Regions from separate parts of the Homo sapiens genome. Here region 1 is linked to region 2. Evidence: read pairs that join two places in POLR2A ChIA-PET (ENCODE). Cell type or tissue: OCI-LY7. All regions are shown on one strand. Each heading gives the region's core, and the rest is flanking DNA. Links, peaks and the distances in the headings are about the cores only.

What was found. Peaks named below come from ENCODE experiments on the same cell type or tissue, not always from the same donor. Only the 100,000 strongest peaks of a DNase experiment are listed, where the experiment ranks them.
Region 1: POLR2A ChIA-PET joins it to region 2 with 27 read pairs; 4 of 35 experiments call an interaction of 5 or more read pairs at or near these places.

What each region holds. Positions count from the first base shown.
Region 1 is chr22:49,662,722-49,671,308 of GRCh38, forward strand. It overlaps LOC124905145 (a long non-coding RNA gene), which reads right to left and starts at 6,688. Exons shown (of 2, transcript XR_007068151.1): 1 at 5,649-6,688; 2 at 1-956. RefSeq lists silencers at 1,895-2,074, 6,526-6,726, 7,285-7,334, 8,075-8,124 and an enhancer at 1,909-2,439. In OCI-LY7, for the core only: no CTCF peak of the experiment used is centred there; a DNase peak (open chromatin) is centred at 4,620; H3K4me3 peaks cover 313 bases.
Region 2 is chr22:49,720,755-49,729,341 of GRCh38, forward strand. LOC124905146 (a long non-coding RNA gene) reads right to left here and starts at 8,358. Exons shown (of 2, transcript XR_007068152.1): 1 at 2,757-8,358; 2 at 1-77. RefSeq lists enhancers at 3,132-3,862, 3,863-4,593. In OCI-LY7, for the core only: CTCF peaks have their summits at 4,258 and 4,458; DNase peaks (open chromatin) are centred at 3,507 and 4,257; H3K4me3 peaks cover 826 bases.

The sequences.
Region 1 (8,587 bases), core at 1,916-6,915, 58 kb before region 2:
AGCTGAAAACATGGGCTGGAGCAGGCGGCACACCCAGGCTCACAGCAGCCAAAAGACAGACACACAGTGGACTCCCCGTACGACGGGGCCGGGTCAGCCTCGGGAGGAAGGAAGCGCCAACCCCTGCGGCTGCACGGAGAACCTTCCAGACACTGTGCTGCCCGCAAGAGGCAGACACAGCTCATCTATCACGGGACTCCATTTACGTGAAATATATCCGAAAGAGGCAAATTCACGGAGACAGAAAGCAGATTCGTGGTTGCGGAAGCCAGAGCTGGGGAGGGGAAATGAGGAGTAACTGTTCCTGGGGACTGCGCTTCCTCCTTTCGTGGGGGATGAAAATGTTCTGAAGGCAGACAGAGGTGGGGGTCATGCCGCCCTGTGAAAGTGCCGCATTCTGTTTAACCATTCACTTTAAAACGATAAAGTTGGCGTCATGCGAATTTCATGTCAATAAAATTCAGCACAAAGAGCAAACTGGAGGGTGATCGTGGTTCCTGGCAGAGCCGCTGTCAGCTAAGAAGCCATCCCTGGGTGAAGGTGCATGCAGGGCCTGACCCCAGGACCATCACCCAACACGGTCACCACAGGGCAGACAATGTCCGTTTTCACTTTCAAGATCAGCCGGTAGACAACGCAGAAAGGCCACCTGCCGTCGGTGTCCATGACAGCTGGCTTCACCGTGAAAGTGCCAGCCGGGCGTTCAGAGGGGAGGCACTCAGCAGAGACCCCAGGATCTAAGGCCCATGTTGGACGAGCAGGACGTGATGGGATCGGGCTGTGGAGGGGGCGCGTGTGGATGGATGTCCCTCAGTCCAGAAGGAGGACAATCACTGAACTTCGTGTCACCCACAGGGGTCACAGCCCAAGATCTGAGAGCAGCTCCAAGTGCAGGAGGGGCCGCGCCGTCCACTCTCCCACACTCTGGTGTGCCCAGGCAACTTCATCAGGGACAGCTGAGAAAGGAAGAGACACATTTAGGAGAGTTCCATCTGAAATACCCAAAGTTAAACAATTAACATAAAAGCGCGGGTTGGTGCCCACAGATGCTCCCCTCCCATTGCCACAGCCTCTCACCTGCACCAAGGACCCAAGGCCACCAGCCTCCCTGTCCACTCGCAGGTCTGGGACCCCCCAGTACTCGGACCGGACTTTGTCTCTTCCCTGCTTAAGCAGCAGCCCTGCCCCTGCAGCCCCCAGACCCCAGAGCAGGATCGAGGAGGGAATACCATTCTGGCACCCCCAAAACCATGGAGGCAGAAGCTGTGTCTGCCTGTGACCGAGTTCTGTCCCCAGCTCCAGAGGGTGCCCAGGCCCAGGTATGGAGCCCCCAGCCTACCTGCAAAGGCCCCTCTGTGGGCAGCAGCCTGCAGCCCTGCCAGGCACTGCATCCGTTCTTGAAGGAGTCCCTCATCACCCCCCAACCCCACAGGCTGGAGCCCCACAGGGGCTGTGTCCACTTCTGGACACCAGGGTCCAGCTCAGGGCCCGGTACATCTGGTGGGTCAGAGCCAGCTCACTCAGCCTCTGCAAGAAAATCATCTTTAGATTGCAGGGTCCAGGATGAGAGTATTTTAAATATTGGAAACCCGAGTCATGGGTCAGGGAAGGAAGACAGAATGGGTGAAAAACCAAGACGGCGCCCTGGCCAGGTCCTCCTGGCATCTCCCGTCACTCTTGACCCAGGTCAGGGTCTCCATCTCTAGAGACCAGTTGGCCAACGGCTCCTTCCCACCCACACACAGGTGAAGCCAGGCCCAGCCATCTGGCAGAGACCTGGGTTTGGTTGTCCGAAGTCCTCAGCCTTCTAATCCCGGATTCTCCAACCTGGGTTGCAGCCAGGGACCCTGTCACGTGCATTTGAATTGGAGGCGGCTCAGCCAGAGACCACTGGCAGCATTGAGATGCTTTGGTTGGATGGAGGCATTTGGGTTTCAGCAGCTGCCACATCTGATTAGACCTGATGCATTGAGCCCGACATGCCGGGCGGCTGTTAGCGCTGCTGCTGAGGAAACCAGTGATCCAGAAAGAACACCGCGGCCCGGCACGCCGTGCTGCAGTCGGGAACGAGCAGCCTGCTCCTTTGCTGGGTGTGAACACTCTGAATAATCAGCCATCGAGAGGGAAGGGGGCCAGAAACACCACGCGGTCCCTCGGATCCCACTCTGTCCTGCCTCTGAGATCCTTGTGTTGTTTTTCTGATCAGAAGCGCCGCTTTCCTTAACAAGACAGAGGAGAGACGTGGGCACGTGTCTCTGGCTTCCTGCCTTATTATTTCAATAGCTCAGAACCAAGCAGAGGAGAGCAAGGAGCCCCGTCAGCACTCTCTGCTCAGCCGAGGTGGGTGGAAATCCAGCCATGAGGCAGGCAGGCCCCGGGGAGCACAGGGCAGCGCCCCCGTGCTCGGAGGCCTGCTCAGTCCCAGCGCCGCCCCCAGGCCTGCAGACCCTCCAGACCCTGCTGACCCCCAGCCCCGCTGGCCGCAGGCTGCTCTGTGGCTCACTCGGGGCTGGCCTGACCCACGGCACAAGCGGGGACGCTGGGGGGCTCACATCACTTTTCTACACCCTCTCTGAAGGTGGGCAGCAGGTGGGCAAAACAGCTTGAATAAATATATAAATCATAAAGCATTATCAATCCCACTCATACACATAGATATATAAATCATAAAAAGCATCATCAAACTGAATCCACCAATAAATGCTAGAATAGCACATCATGGTCACACTGAATTTATCCTGGAAATTCAAAGTTTAACATAAGAGAATAGAATGCTCAAAATCAAAGCAATTCACTCCATCAACAGAGAGGAGAAAGATCACGTGTAGCTCAATCAATACAGAAAAAGAATCTGAAAAAAAATCATTCCTTCATGACAAAATAAAAAACTCTGGCTAATGAAGAACAGAAGGTAACTCTAATGAAAGGCATTTGTAAAAAAACTACCAAAAAAAAAAAAACTACAAAAGACATCACACAGCCACTGAAAGTGCCTCTTTGACATTAAGAGAAAAATCAAATATTCTTGTTTCCATCAGCGCCCATCAGAAATGAGCTGGAGGCCTGTTTACAAGGCGAAAAAAAAATACATAAGAGTTCCAAAGGAAGACACAGAACTGCATGTATTCATAGATGATGAGATAAATAATCTATAGGATTACAGGAGTTAAACAAGACTGCCAAGGACAAAATTAACATAACAAATCCATTATTTCTACAGCAATCCACAACTAGAAAATGAAAGATTTTAAAACATACCATATGCAATAATATTTTTTAAATAGTTGAGATTTAGAAGTATATCTAACAGAGTCCAAGACATCCAGAGACCTTCATGAAACTTTCCTGAGAAGCTTTAAAGACGACCACCACAGTTGGAGGAACGTTCCTATCAACCAGCTCGAGGACTCAGGGTAGCCAAGATGCCAGCTCCCCTCCAGGAGTCTACTGAGCTGATCTTTGTGGAACTTGACAAGCCGAGTCCACAATTCATGCCAGAGTGCAAGCAGTGAAGAATGATAGTACAGCTGGCTCCACCACGCAGGACTTGTCATAAAGCCACAGTGACAGACAGTGTGGCGTCGGCCAGAGGCTCAACAAATAGCCCAGAAGAGAAGGAAGTGGCCAGAAGCAGGGCCAGCCTCATGTAGATACCCATGTAGGAAAGGGCAGAACCATGGAGCCAGGGGAAAAGCAGTTCCCTCTATGAATGATGCTGCGACCCAGGACATACACATGCAACAGTAACAAAACCGAACCCTCCCTCACACCATACCCCGGGGGTCAGCACATATTTTCTGTAAAGGGCCACAGTCGTTTGGGCCCTGGAAAGCCACTTAGTTGGCGTCTGCCTCAACCACTCAATATGTGCATGGCTATGTTCCAATAAAACTTTATTGACACAAACAAGTGGTCAGCCGGAGTTGGCCCTCAGGCTGTAGCTCACTGACCCCTGCCATGCCCAAAAATCATTCCTCATGAATCACAGACCTAATTGTGAAAGACAAAACTCTATAGTTCTTAAAAGACAAGATAGGCCAGGTGCAGTGGCTCATGCCTGTAAATCCCAGCACTTTGGGAGGCCGAGGCAGGTGGCTCACCTGAGGTCAGGAGTTCGAGACCAGTCTGACCAACATGGTGAAACCCCATCTCTACTAAAAACACAAAAATTAGCCAGGCCTGGTGGCAGGCACCTGTAATCCCAGCTACTCGGGAGGCTGAGGCAGGAGAATCACTTGAATGTGGGAGGCAGAGATTGCAGTGAGCCAATATTGCACCACTGCACTCCAGACGGAGTGAGACCTCATCTCCAAAAAAGAGAGGAAGGCAGGAAGGGAGGGAGGGAGGCAGGCAGTAAATAACTTCATGATCTCAGAGTAGAAATGAATTTCTCTAAAAAGGCACAAAGAAAAACTCCTACCCATAAAAGGAAAATATTGATAAATTCAACTACATTAAAAGTGAAAGCTTATGTTCACCCAAAAACTATCCACAACATGTAAAAGAAAAACAAAAAAACAAAAGAAGCTCTTTAAAGACCAAAAGCAACAGAGAAGAGACAAAAGTCCTGAACTGAAACTTGGTAGACAGGAAATATCCGCGGGCGGAAAACGCGCTTCCTGTTCCAAGTCACAGGGAAATGCAAATCCAAACACTGAGCGGCCACAGCACACCCTCCCCCTCAACACCCCCACCCTCCCCCCACACCCCTCCACCCCGGCTCCCCAGGGTCCCGTGCTGGTTCGGCTTAGGCTTTGAGGACCTACACCATCCCTCTGAGAGCAGCCCAGCCTTACCCGGAATGGGCCCAGCCAGCCTGGGGTCCTGCAGGACAAGGCAGGTCAGGGACGGTGGAGGCACCGAGAGAAAGCGCAGCATGAGGGGATCCTGACCACCCTGGGGCCCCCAGCCCAGCACGCGCAGGTGGGGGGAGGTCCTGACCATCCTGGGGCCCCCAGCTCAGCACATGCAGGTGGGAGGAGGTCCTGACCACCCTGGGGCCCCCAGCTCAGCACGCGCAGGTGGGGGGAGGTCCTGACCATCCTGGGGCCCCCAGCTCAGCACATGCAGGTGGGGGGAGGTCCTGACCACCCTGGGGCCCCCAGCCCAGCACGCGCAGGTGGGGGGAGGTCCTGACCATCCTGGGGCCCCCAGCTCAGCACATGCAGGTGGGGGGAGGTCCTGACCATCCTGGGGCCCCCAGCTCAGCACATGCAGGTGGGGGGAGGTCCTGACCACCCTGGGGCCCCCAGCTCAGCACGCGCAGGTGGGGGGAGGTCCTGACCATCCTGGGGCCCCCAGCTCAGCAGGCGCAGGTGGGAGGAGGTCCTGACCACCCTGGGGCCCCCAGCTCAGCACGCGCAGGTGGGGGGAGGTCCTGACCATCCTGGGGCCCCCAGCTCAGCACATGCAGGTGGGAGGAGGTCCTGACCACCCTGGGGCCTCCCAGCTCAGCGCTCAAGTTGGGGCGAGGGGGGGGCGGGGGGGCGGGCAGGGGCAGGGTCCTGACCACCCAGGGCCCCCGGCTCAGCACACGCAGGTGGAAGAAGGGGAGCTAAGTACCTGGCAGCTTGTCCCACATCCTCCCTCTCCAAAGACAAAGCATCATTTTCCTGCCCCCTGAAGTCGGCCATGCAGCCCCCCAGCACCTGCAGAAGCGTGATCCCACACTGGGGTCCAGGCCTTGCCACCATGGTGGAGGTCCTGCTGGGGTCCCGGCCCTGTCACCGGAGGCCACAGCTGAGTCGCTGCCGTGGTGGCTCTGCTGCCAGGGTTCCAGCCCTGTCACTGGAGGCCAAGGCTGAGTTGGGAGATGAGGCCACAGCAGCAGCAAGGGCAGGGGACTCCACTCCACAGGCCAGGCGGGAGATGCGGGGCCCGATGGGAGAAGGCCCTCCAAGGGTGGCACAGCACACCCCGTGTGGGAGGGAGGAGACGCCCCAACCACAGAACAGACAAAGCCACGTGGAAGGCGACTCAGCAAAGAAAACGCGTGATCCGAGTCCCTTACAAAGACGGCTCCACGACACAACGTCCAGAAACAGGTGAAAACTGGCCGGTGTTCCAGGATGCCCGCAGTCTGGAAAACTTCCGAGGAACATTTTATAGTCAATTTTGTGATTTCAAGAAAATGTGTTAAACAGTCATGAGGGCTCTGTCAGGCATCCAGCACCATTTTAAACGTGTAAAACACGAACACACCCCACTATCACAGTGACACTCTGTAAAAGGAACCAACGCTTCCTGGATGCAAAGTCCAGTTGACAGTGACCCACGGACCCCAAAAGCTGCCCAGCTCCGACGCAGCTGCTCTTCCTGGCTCCCGGCCTGGCCCTGAGAGCCCTTAGATGGTCACTGCTCTATCCCTGTGTCCGGAATTGGTGGGTTCTATGGTCTCACTGACTTCAAGAATGAAGCCACAGACCCTCGCAGTGAGTGTTACAGTTCTTACAGGCAGTGCGTCTGGAGTTTGTTCCTTCTGATGTTTGGATGTGTTCCGAGTTTCCTCCTTCTGGTGGGTTCATGGTCTTGCTGGCTCAGAAGTGAAGCTACAGACCTTAGCAGTAAGTATTACAGCTCATAAAGGCAGTACTGACCCAAAGACCAGAGTGAGCAGCAGCAAGATTTAGCGCAAAGAGCAAAAGAACAAAGCTTCCACACTGCTGGGAAAGGAACCCAGCAAGTTACCACTGCTGGCCCTGGGCAGCCTGCTTTTATTCCCTTATCTGTCCCCACCCACATCCTGCTGATTGGTCCATTTTACAGAGAGCTGATTGGTCTGTTTTGACAGGGTGCTGATTGGTACGTTTACAACCCCTGAGCTGGACAGAAAAGTTCTCCAAGTCCCCACTAGATTAGCTATACACAGAACACTGATTGGGGCATTCACAAACCTTGAGCTAGACACAGGGTGCTGATTGGTGCATTTACAAACCTTGAGCTAGACATGGAGTGCTGATTGGTGCATTTACAAACCTTGAGCTAGACACAGGGTGCTGATTGGTGCATTTACAAACCTTGAGCTAGACACAGAGTGCTGATTGGTGTATTTACAATCCCTTAGCTAGACATAAAGGTTCTCCAAGTCCCCAACAGATTAGCTAGATACAGAGTGCTGATTTACAAACCTTGAGCTAGGGACAGGGTGCTGATTGGTGTATTTACAAACCTTGAGCTAGACACAGGGTGCAGATTGGTGTATTTACAATCCCTTAGCTAGACATAAAGGTTCTCCAAGTCCCCAATAGATTAGCTAGATACAGAGTGCTGATTTACAAACCTTGAGCTAGGGACAGGGTGCTGATTGGTGCATTTACAAACCTTGAGCTACACACAGAGTGCTGATTGGTGTATTTACAATCCCTTAGCTAGACATAAACGTTCTCCAAGTCCCCACTAGACTCAGGAGCCTAGCTGGCTTCAGCCAGTGGATCCTGCACCGAGGCTGCAGGTGGAGCTGCCTGCCAGTCCCGTGCGCCCGCACTCCTCAGCCCTTGGGCGGTGGATGGGACTGGGCGCCGCGGAGCAGGGGGCGGCGCTCGTCGGGGAGGCTCGGGCCGCGCAGGAGCCCAGGGTGGCGCAGGGAGGCTCGGACATGGCGGGCTGCAGGTACCGAGCCCTGCCCCGCGGGGAGGCAGCTGAGGCCCGGCGGGAATTCGAGCGCAGCGCCGGGGGGCCGGCACTGCTGGGGGACCCGGCGCACCCTCCACAGCTGCCGGCCCGGGTGCTAAGGCCCTCACTGCCCGGCCCGCGGCGCCAGCCGGCCGCTCCCAGCGCGAGGCCCACGGAGCCCACGCCCACCCGGAACTCGCGCCGGCCCTCGAGCGCCGCGCAGCCCCGGTTCGCGCCCGCGCCCCTCCCTCCACACCTCCCCGCAAGCAGAGGGAGCCGGCTCCGGCCTCGGCCAGCCAGAGAGGGGCCCCCACAGCGCGGTGGCGGGATGCAGGGCTCCTCGGGCGTGGCCAGAGCGGACGCCCAGGCCGAGGAGGCGCTGAGAGTGAGTGACGGCTGCGTGGGCTGCCACCTGTCACCCGGCCCGGGAGAGCGCTTCCCTCCCAGCGGGCAGCCTGCCCCAGCCAGCCCTCGGCTCTCAACCCGGGGGTCAGCGTTTCCTGCAGGAGCCTCTGCTAGCTCCAGCTGGAGCACTGGCTGGTTGAGGGGAGGGGATTGAACACTTGGAACCCAGACCCCGGCTGGGGATGGGGAGGGAGGCTGGAGACCACCATCTGCTCCCACAGGGCTGAGTCTTGGTGCCGGCCAAGCCCTGACCCCCTCCAGCCCCACCCACGCCCCTCGTCACCCCCGGCCCCTGCCGTCCCTGCGTCCTCTGCACCCCCAGCCCCTCACGTCACCTCCTGCCCTCCCCACGCAAATCCTGCGCTCCTGTCACACGGAGGGGAACAAAACAGGGTAGCAGCAGGGACGTGGGGGTGTGGCCGGGACCCCAGATGAAAAGGAAGGCAGGTGGCACCCTTCGACCAGCGTCCAGGCAGCGTTTCGGATTCCCCCAAAAGGAGGGCGGGGCTGAGAAGCAGGACAGGAACCACAGGATTCTCCGCCCCGCGCCACAGGTCAGCGGAGAGAGAGA
Region 2 (8,587 bases), core at 1,506-6,505:
GAAGTTCTTTGCGTGGAGGGTGGTGATGATGACACAATGACGGGCCTGCGCCTGGCGCCAACTCACGGTATGGAGGCCTAAACATGGTCAGAATGGGAAATTTTATGTATTTTTACCAGAATTTGTAAAAGTCATAACGAGCCCAGTCTTTGTGGCAGAGGTATGCTCAAGTGTCTTTTTTTTTTTTTTTGAGATGCAGTCTCACTCTGTCACCAGGCTGGAGTGCAGTGGCTCAATCTTGGCTCACTGCAACCTCTGCCTCCCAGGTTCAAGTGATTCTCCTGCCTCAGCCTGCCGAGTAGCTGGGATTGCAGGTGCGTGCCACCATGCTTGGCCAATTTTTTTGTATTTTTAGTAGAAACAGGGTTTCACCGTGTTGGCCAGGATGGTCTCGATCTCTTGACCTCATGATCTGCCTGCCTCAGCCTCCCAAAGTGCTGGAATTACAGGTGTGAGACACTGCGCCCGGCCAAGTGTCCAGTTTTTTAAAGTCCCTCTGATGGTCGCCCACTCACATGAAGACAATGCACTGAGTACCCACATCGGAAGGAGAGCCAACGGCCCCAAAGGAAGCAAGCGGGGCTTGTGGGCAACCTGAGGCCATGTGAGGGAGACCTGCCACCAAGATGCAGAGTCTATCTATTTCCTCTCTGTGAATCTGGGTGGGTCACTTGCTGGGGCACCAGGTCAGACGTGCCCCCGGGGGGCTCCCAGCCTGAACTCCAGGGGACCCAGAGCCTCTGCTTGCACATCCTGGGACCCCAGGGCCGCTGTGCAAAGAAGCCCCAACTGGACTCCCGGGTGGAGAACTAAGGGCTCAATCCCCCAGCTCTGCCAAAATTAACTGGAGACTCCCAGAAGCAGAGATGCCTCGCTGCCACGGGGGCCACAGAGCTGCCTGGCTCACCCACCCAAAGTGCCGGCCCTCGGAGTCCTGAGCTACGTGAGTGCTTATTGCTTTCCTTTTTAAGTTTTTATTTTCAGCTGGTTTGTTACACAACAAAAGCTAACTGATTAACCAATAAATTTGAAAATTTAGATGGCAAAACAAATATAGAGAAAATGTACAAAAGTGATACAAGAGAAACAGAACATCTCAATGATCTTTTGTCTGTTAAAGAAAATGAACCTTCAGGCTAGGTTTGGTGGAGCACACCTGTAATCCCAGCACTTTGGGAGGCCAAGACAGGCAGGTCACTTGAGGTCAGGAGTTCAAGACTAGCCTGGCCAACATGGTGAAACCCCGTCTCTACTAAAAATACAAAAATTAGCCTGGCGTGGTGGCGGGTGCTTTTAATCCCAGCTACTCAGGAGGTTGAGGCAGGAGAATCGCTTGAACCCAGGAGGTGGTGGTTGCAGTGAGCCGAGACCATGGCACACTCCAGCCTGGGCGACAAGAGTGAAACTGCATTGAGAGAGAGAGAGAGAGAAGGAAAGAAGGAAAGAAAGAGAGAGAGAAAGAAGAAAGGAAGGAAGGAAGGAAGGAAGGAAGGAAGGGAAAGGAAGAAAGAAAGGAAGAAAGGAAGAAAGAAAGAAAGGAAAGAAAGAAAAAAGAAAGAAAGAAAGAAAGAAAGAAAGAAAGAAAGAAAGAAAGAAAGAAAGAAAGAGAGAAAGAAAGAAAGAAGAAAGAAAATGAACCTTCAACCTAAAACTTTCTCACAGAAAGTCTCCAGGCCAGGTGAGTTCCCTGGTGAAATTTTTCAAACATTCAAGAAAGAAATAAGCCCAACACACACTGCTGGCACAATGATGCCAGCGTAATCTTGGTGCCAAAACCTGACCAAAGGAAAGGTGGCTATGGGGCCAGCCCTCATGAGCAGATGTGCAAATCTAAACAAGTGTCAGCAACCAGACCCAGTGCTGTCTTAAAGGATCTTGAACTGCAACTAAATTATTTGTCTTTTCATTATTAATTTTTCCAACATTGAACAAATGCTCTTTCACTGACACTGGTCCTCTAGCCACATGTGAGCTTCTAACTTAAATTATGTTTTGTTTTTAATATTTTGGCCATGCGCAGTGACTCATACCTGTAATCCCAATGCTTTGGGAGGCTGAGGCAGGAGAATCATTGAGCCCAGGAGTTTGAGGCCAACCTGGGCAACACAGTGTGACCCCATCTGTACAAAAAAAAGTAAGGGGCAGGTGTGGTGGCTCACACCTGTAATCCCAGCACTTTGGAAGGCCAAGGCAGGCAGATCACCTGAGGTCGGGAGTTCGAGACCAGCCTGACCAACACGGAAAACCCAGTCTCTACTAAAAATACAAAATTAGCCGCACGTGGTGGTGCATGCCTGTAGTCCCAGCTACTCAGTAGGCTGAAGAAGGAGAATTGCTTGAACCTGGGATGTGGAGGTTGTGGTGAGCCGAGATCGTGCCATTGCATTCCAGCCTGAACAACAAGGTGAAACTCCATCTCAAAAAAAAAAAAAAGAAAAGAAAAAACTAACCAGGTGTGGTGGCATGCACCTGTGGTTCCAGCTGTTCAGGAAGCTGAGGCAGGAGAATCACTTAACTCCAGGAGGTGGAGGCTGCAGTGAGCCGTGGTCACACCACTGCATTCCAGCCTGGGCAACAGAGTGAGACCCTGTCTCAAAAATAAATACATAATAAACAATTTCTACTATGTTCTTTGTCTAGCCAGTTGTTCTTGTTCCTAATACTCTGTTCTTGTTTTATGAATGATATCTGTCTTCATCTCTCTGAAGATTGAATTTTGAATGGACTCACTGTGAAGTTCTGACTACTTTGATTACCTCTGGTTTCTCAGCTGTGACTCCTCCTGTTTATTGAGGCGGCAGCCTCTTTTCAGAGCGGGACGTCTTTGGGTGTTCGGTGATCCTGGCTCCTGGGGGTTTCTCTCCCGCAGGTGTCCAGGCTTGAAGCGGCCTCCGTCTGCAGCACTTTCGCTGCCCTGCTCTTGCCCTTCAGGTTGGATGTCAGTGCCTTGAGTTACAAACCTGTGTCGGGGGCTCCATCTGTCACCACAGCCGGACACAGTGCCCCACACCTGTGCTCCCCAGTACTCATGGGGCTGACAAAGGAGGATGGTTCGAGCCCAGGAGTTGGAAGCTGTAGCACACGGTGACTGTGTCTGTGAAGAGCCACTGCCCTCCAGCCTGGGCAACACCGCGAGACCCTGTCACTAAAAAATAAATATGTATATGTATATATATATATATAGCCACAGCTGGGTAATGCAGTGGGTTGAATAGTTTCCAAAATGTTCATCCAGAACCTCAGACTGTGACTGTAGCTGGACATAGATTCTTGGCAGATATGAGTGATTAAGTTTAGATGAGGTCACACAGGAGCAGGGTAGGCCCTCAGTCCTATGACTCGTGTCCATATAGGAAGCGGAGGGGACACAGAAAGGAAACAGGTGCCCGGGAAGATGGCCTTGTGCAGACAGATGCAGAGACCGGAGCGATGCAGCGGCTGCTGAGGACACCTGGGGACACCGGGGCGGGAAGCCGGAAGAGGCAGGAAGCCGGAAGAGGCAGGAAGCCGGAAGAGGAGGCAGGAAGGAGCTTCTCCCGGAAACCGCAGGGAAGGCGGCCCTGCCCACACCCTGAAGTCAGACTCCCGGCCTCCAGAATGGAGGACAACACGTTTCTGTTGTTTTAAGCCCCGCAGTACTGGGGTCTTTGTTCCGGCAGCCCTGGGGCACCCCGTGGACACCCTGCCTGAGGGCGCTGCCCCGTCCCCGGTGCCCAGGCGTTTGCCCCGTGCGTCCTGTCCTGAAGCATCATGGCCGGGTCACTGTGGCAACGCCGTTGGTCACTGTCCCCACAGAGCAGCTTCTGCAACACGCATGTCGTCAGGCGCCGCAACCTCGGGACCCCGGTGACCAGGAAAAAGGAGACTTGGACATAAACAGAACCAGCATTTTCCAGAGGAACTCCAGAACAGAAAAACATGCAGGGCATTTTGGAGAAGGAGAAGCGGGAGTTGAGACCGTCAGAAATGACGGGAGTCCGTGCCCTGCACCTGCCGACCGCCGGCCCCGTTCCAGGGCGAAACCGCGGTCTCTCCCTCTCCACGGGAGCCAGGAGCCCGCCCGGTGTTCCCCACCTCGCAGCGGGGAGGGAGGGTGGCCTCCCAAGTCGCACGCGGGACCCGGGCATGGGTGGCCCTGCTCCATACAGCCCCGGCCACCCCACCCCTGGCCGGTCCCACAGCCTCACACCAGCCGCTCCAGCCATAGCCACGGACGGCTGAGTCCGGCCCCGATGCTCATCCCTGGAGCTCGTGCTCCCTCCTCTGGACTCCCCGAGAACTGTGCCCGGACCGCGCGCAGCCGAGCGTCTCCCTGCACAGCGGCACTCGGCGCTGTCTGCAGAATGAGCCGGTGTGCAGAGACACGCGGGCCGGCCAGCCCCTGAGAATCGCCCGGGAGCCCGGCCGGGTGGTCCCCGCGCCTCCCTGGTCTGTCCCAGTCAAAGGTCCTGATTTATCGGGGGATTTTGTGGGACTGGAAACCGCCTGGCTGAGGGAGGGTCGGGAGGATTTCACTCCACTGTCTGAGGACTGGCTGCTGATGGCTTTGATGCCTCCCCTCTCCCTCCTCCCTGGGCCCCACACCGGCCAGGCCTCACTTTAGTGCCTGTAGAAGATTCGAAGCACAGAAGCCCCTGGCATCCCGGGGAACCCCCGCCCCGGCCCCACCCCAATCACGATAAACCCTGGCCTTTGGACCAGCTCGGATGGGGCGCGGCGGGGGGCTCCTGCTCCCCTGGAAACCTCAGTGGTGTAAGGGATGGGACGTTCTCACCCTCCTGGTGTGTGTGTGGCATCTTCAGTCTTGACATCTGAATCGAACATTGGGCAGGGGTCTCTCCTGTCCTTGCAAGGTGACCGTCACTGGGATGCCCCGTCTCCAGCTGAGCAACAGCACTGTGTGTCCCAGACCTGAACAGCGAGTGGAGACAGTGCCGCTGTGCCACCGCAGGGCACCTCCCGCTGCCTTGGCCACCCAGGCCCTCCTGGGAGGGATCCAAACCACTGACCAGAAATAACACCTGAAAACCGGAACCCGGGTCCTGGGGTCACACGCAGCCGAAGGGATGGGCTGGGTGCACGAAGGACGGGCACGGCAGAGCTCGGCTGTGAGGGTGTCATCTGGGCTCGGAGCTCAGCCGCCGTGTCACCTGACCCCCTGCAACTCCGCGTGTCAGGTGGGTCGTCTGGTTTTATCCCCAGAGCACCATCCTGGAGAAAACCAAGGACACAGCAGGGTATGAGGAGCATGGGTTCCTGGTTCAGAATGAGCTTAAACAAAAGGTTTATTGGCTGGGTTTGGCGTTCCATCTGTTTATTTGCTTTTGTCTGTGGTATAAATGTCATGAGGAAGCTGAAAATGGAGAATTAGGAATGGGCCTAAGTTGCTAGTGTCTGAAACCAAGGTTAAGCTGAAGGGGAAGCCCAGGGTGGATGGACCCAATGCTAGGTGGCTCGGAGGCTTCAGGAATGGCTGGATCCAGGAGCTTATGTGACGTTATCAGATCTCTCTCTCTTTCTGTCTCTCCTCTCGCTCTGTCTCCCCCTCTGCCCACCACTATCACTACCATGCCCCCCAGCCCCCATGAACCTGCTTCTCTTTGAGTCAGGTCAGGCCCCTGAACCCTCCTACCCACAGCCATGAGGAAGACGCTGTTCCCCGCAGCCAGCTTCATGCAGACTCCCCAGTTGGCCCTGCTGTGGGCAGGAAGATGAGGCACCTTCCCTGGCCAGCCATAGACGAAGTGGTGGCCCCTGGGGCCAGGAGACGAGGGGGTCCTCTGATGATGGTGTGGGTGCAGTGCAGCTGCCCTCATGAAAAAAAGAAGACTTCAGGCAAAGATCTAAGTAAGAGATTCCAGGATCTACGATAACCCAGCTCCTAGGGGAGGGAGGGATGCAAGAAACACACAGCGTAGAGTTCAACTCAGCAAGAAGGGGCAGCATGACTCAGAGTGACGGACCCTCACACCCACCACCTGCGTCCCACCAACCCGATGCCCACAGCGGCTGGACAGGCTGGACCAGGGGAAGTCAGCGTCTTGGACGCTGGTGCTAGGCCACCTGCATTAACCCTCAAGTCCACCCCAGTCTGCAGCGTGGAAACTCAGCACTGGGCTTTTGTGAAGATTTAATGAGTTGGTTCCTGATTAGAATCTGGCCCCAACCACAGGCCTGATGAGGCTTTGCCCGGCAGGCCTCGGGGAAGCTACCCTCCCCGCACCAGTCTTCTGCAGCCAGCGCATCACGGCGTCTGCAGGGAGCTGCAGTCCCGGGCCCAGCGGCCACCCCAGCACCAGAAGGCCAGCTCCCACTCACGTCTAGAGTCCTAGGCCAGGCACCGACATCCAGAGGCCTCCTTAGCGGGGTGGGGGTGGCAGCTGAGCCACCTTCCTCCCCTCATGCCCTTCCTGTCCCTGGCCCCAGACTGTTTTTAGAGGCAGTGTCTTGCTGTGTTGCCCAGGCTGACCTCAAACTCGTGGCCTCCAGCGATCCTCCTGCCTGACTTCTCCAAGTGCTGGGATTGCAGACGTGAGCCGCCACTGTGCCCAGCTCTGCCAGGAGCCTCTTGCTGGGGGCTCCTCCTCTTGAGGCGATCCCCACATCTGCACTGCACCCGGCCAACCCTCACCCGTCCCCTCCGTGGGGTGAATGGGACACGGAAGCCAGTGCCTCCCTCTGCCTCTGGTCTGTGGCCACCACCGTAGTGAGTAAAGGCTTGATGGCCGCGGTCGGTCCAGCTGTTCCTCCTCACTGACTGGCTGGACATCTGGTGGCTCAGCAGAGTGTGTAAGAGCCTCTGTAAGCCCCAGCGCAGGACGCACTCTCCAGGTAGCCTTGGTCCCAGGCCTGAGCCAGCCCTCTCACGCCAAGCTCAGGCCAGCTCTCAGGAGGCACCGCTGCCTTCCACCCTGGAACAAGAAACCGCAGCCACCATGAGACTCCAGCTCCCTGCCCGCAGCCCATCGGCCATCCGGTCCTTTCCTTTCAATTTTGTCCAGCATTTCCCCAGCCCAGTCCTCCCAGGCCCTGCTGGTACCCATCCCCGCGGTGCCAAGGGGACGCCTGCCCAAAGCCGACTTCAGCCCCTCTCACGGTGGCTCCCAGTGCCCGTTTAGAGAGAGAGTGAGTTCTTCGGAGGAAAAGGAGAAGATGTCTGAGGCAGCCTCTGCAGGGCAAGTGTTCTGCAGGGCAGGTGTGGGGAAGCTGGGAGTGGTCCCAGCCCTCGTGGGAGGCCTGTGGCAGCCCCGGCTCTGGAGTCAGCGCTCCCTCCTGGGAACCGATAGCTGTCTGTGAGCTCTGACCCGGCAATTCGGAAGTGGCCATGGGGACTGCATGTTTGGAATAGGGGTCTCCATCCCTCCGTTAACTGGAGACGCAGTGGAGACAGTCACTGAGACCCCAGGGGAAGGGACACCTCACAGGAACCAGAGCAGAGAAAACACAGACTTGTCTGAATCCACTTCTAGCATCTCAGTAATTCTGAAACATCAAACAGAGCTCGGCTATCAGAGGCAACAACTGAGTTGGAGGAGGTCCTGCTTCACCCCGAGAGGTTTCCCCGGCCCCGTGAACCATTGTTCTGAGGAAGTTCCCCACCTCCTTCCCCGCTTCCCACAGCCACAAGTCGTGAGGGGCTTCCCCCTGGGTGGGGGGCTCCTCTCCACCTCCACTCACCCTGTAACATCTGTTTCCTCTGCCCGGGGCACAGAACAGGGGCTGCTCAGAAGCTGATTTGTTTTCTGTTGAATTTGTTGAAGAATCATGTAAAATGGACCCTTATAAGGGAAAGTAAGTTTAAACCTTCAAAAGAAAAGTATACACCAACCTGGTTCAGGGTGAGGAGGCCCTGCTTTCTCTCCAGATGTTGGCTGTGTTAGTCAGAGTTCTCCAGAGGAACAGAGCCAGGGGGTCGTGCACAGAGAGAGGTTTATTTTTAAAAATTGGCTCCCACAGTTAGGAAGCTGAGAGCTCACCATCTGCAGCTGGCAAGCTGGACACCCGAGAGAGCCGGACACCCGGGAGAGCCGGACACCCGGGAGAGCCGGACACCCGGGAGAGCCGGACACCCGAGAGAGCCGGACACCCGGGGGAGCCAGCCAGCCAGGGGAACCAGAAGCCTGGGAGAGCCAGTGCTGCAAGCTCTAGTCCTGGTCCAAATCTGAAGGCAGGACGAGCCCATGTCCAGGCAGAAGGCGCCATGCCTCCGACAGACCCAAGGAGGCCCTGCACGCTGGGGAGGGACCACTGCGTTACTCACCCATGGACTCAAGTGTCCTCCTCACAGCCCAGCCATGGTGACACCTCGATTCCGCATCACATCGGCGAGTGCACGGCCTCCAGGTGGCTACGTGCCCTGCGTACTCATCACACTTGGCCCGGCGGAGCCTGGGTGGCTTCGTCTGACCTTATCTACTGGGCCAACTTACCCTCTAGATCCCCCAAGCCATGGTCTGTAGCGCCCCTTTCTCCCGTCCTGCTCCAGACAGCGAGGGCCTCTCCGTGGTTGAGGGCAGGGAGCACAGTCTTTGCCGAGCCCGCACGCTGCTCCCGGGATAGCAGGCACAGGCAGACGCAGCCCCAGCCC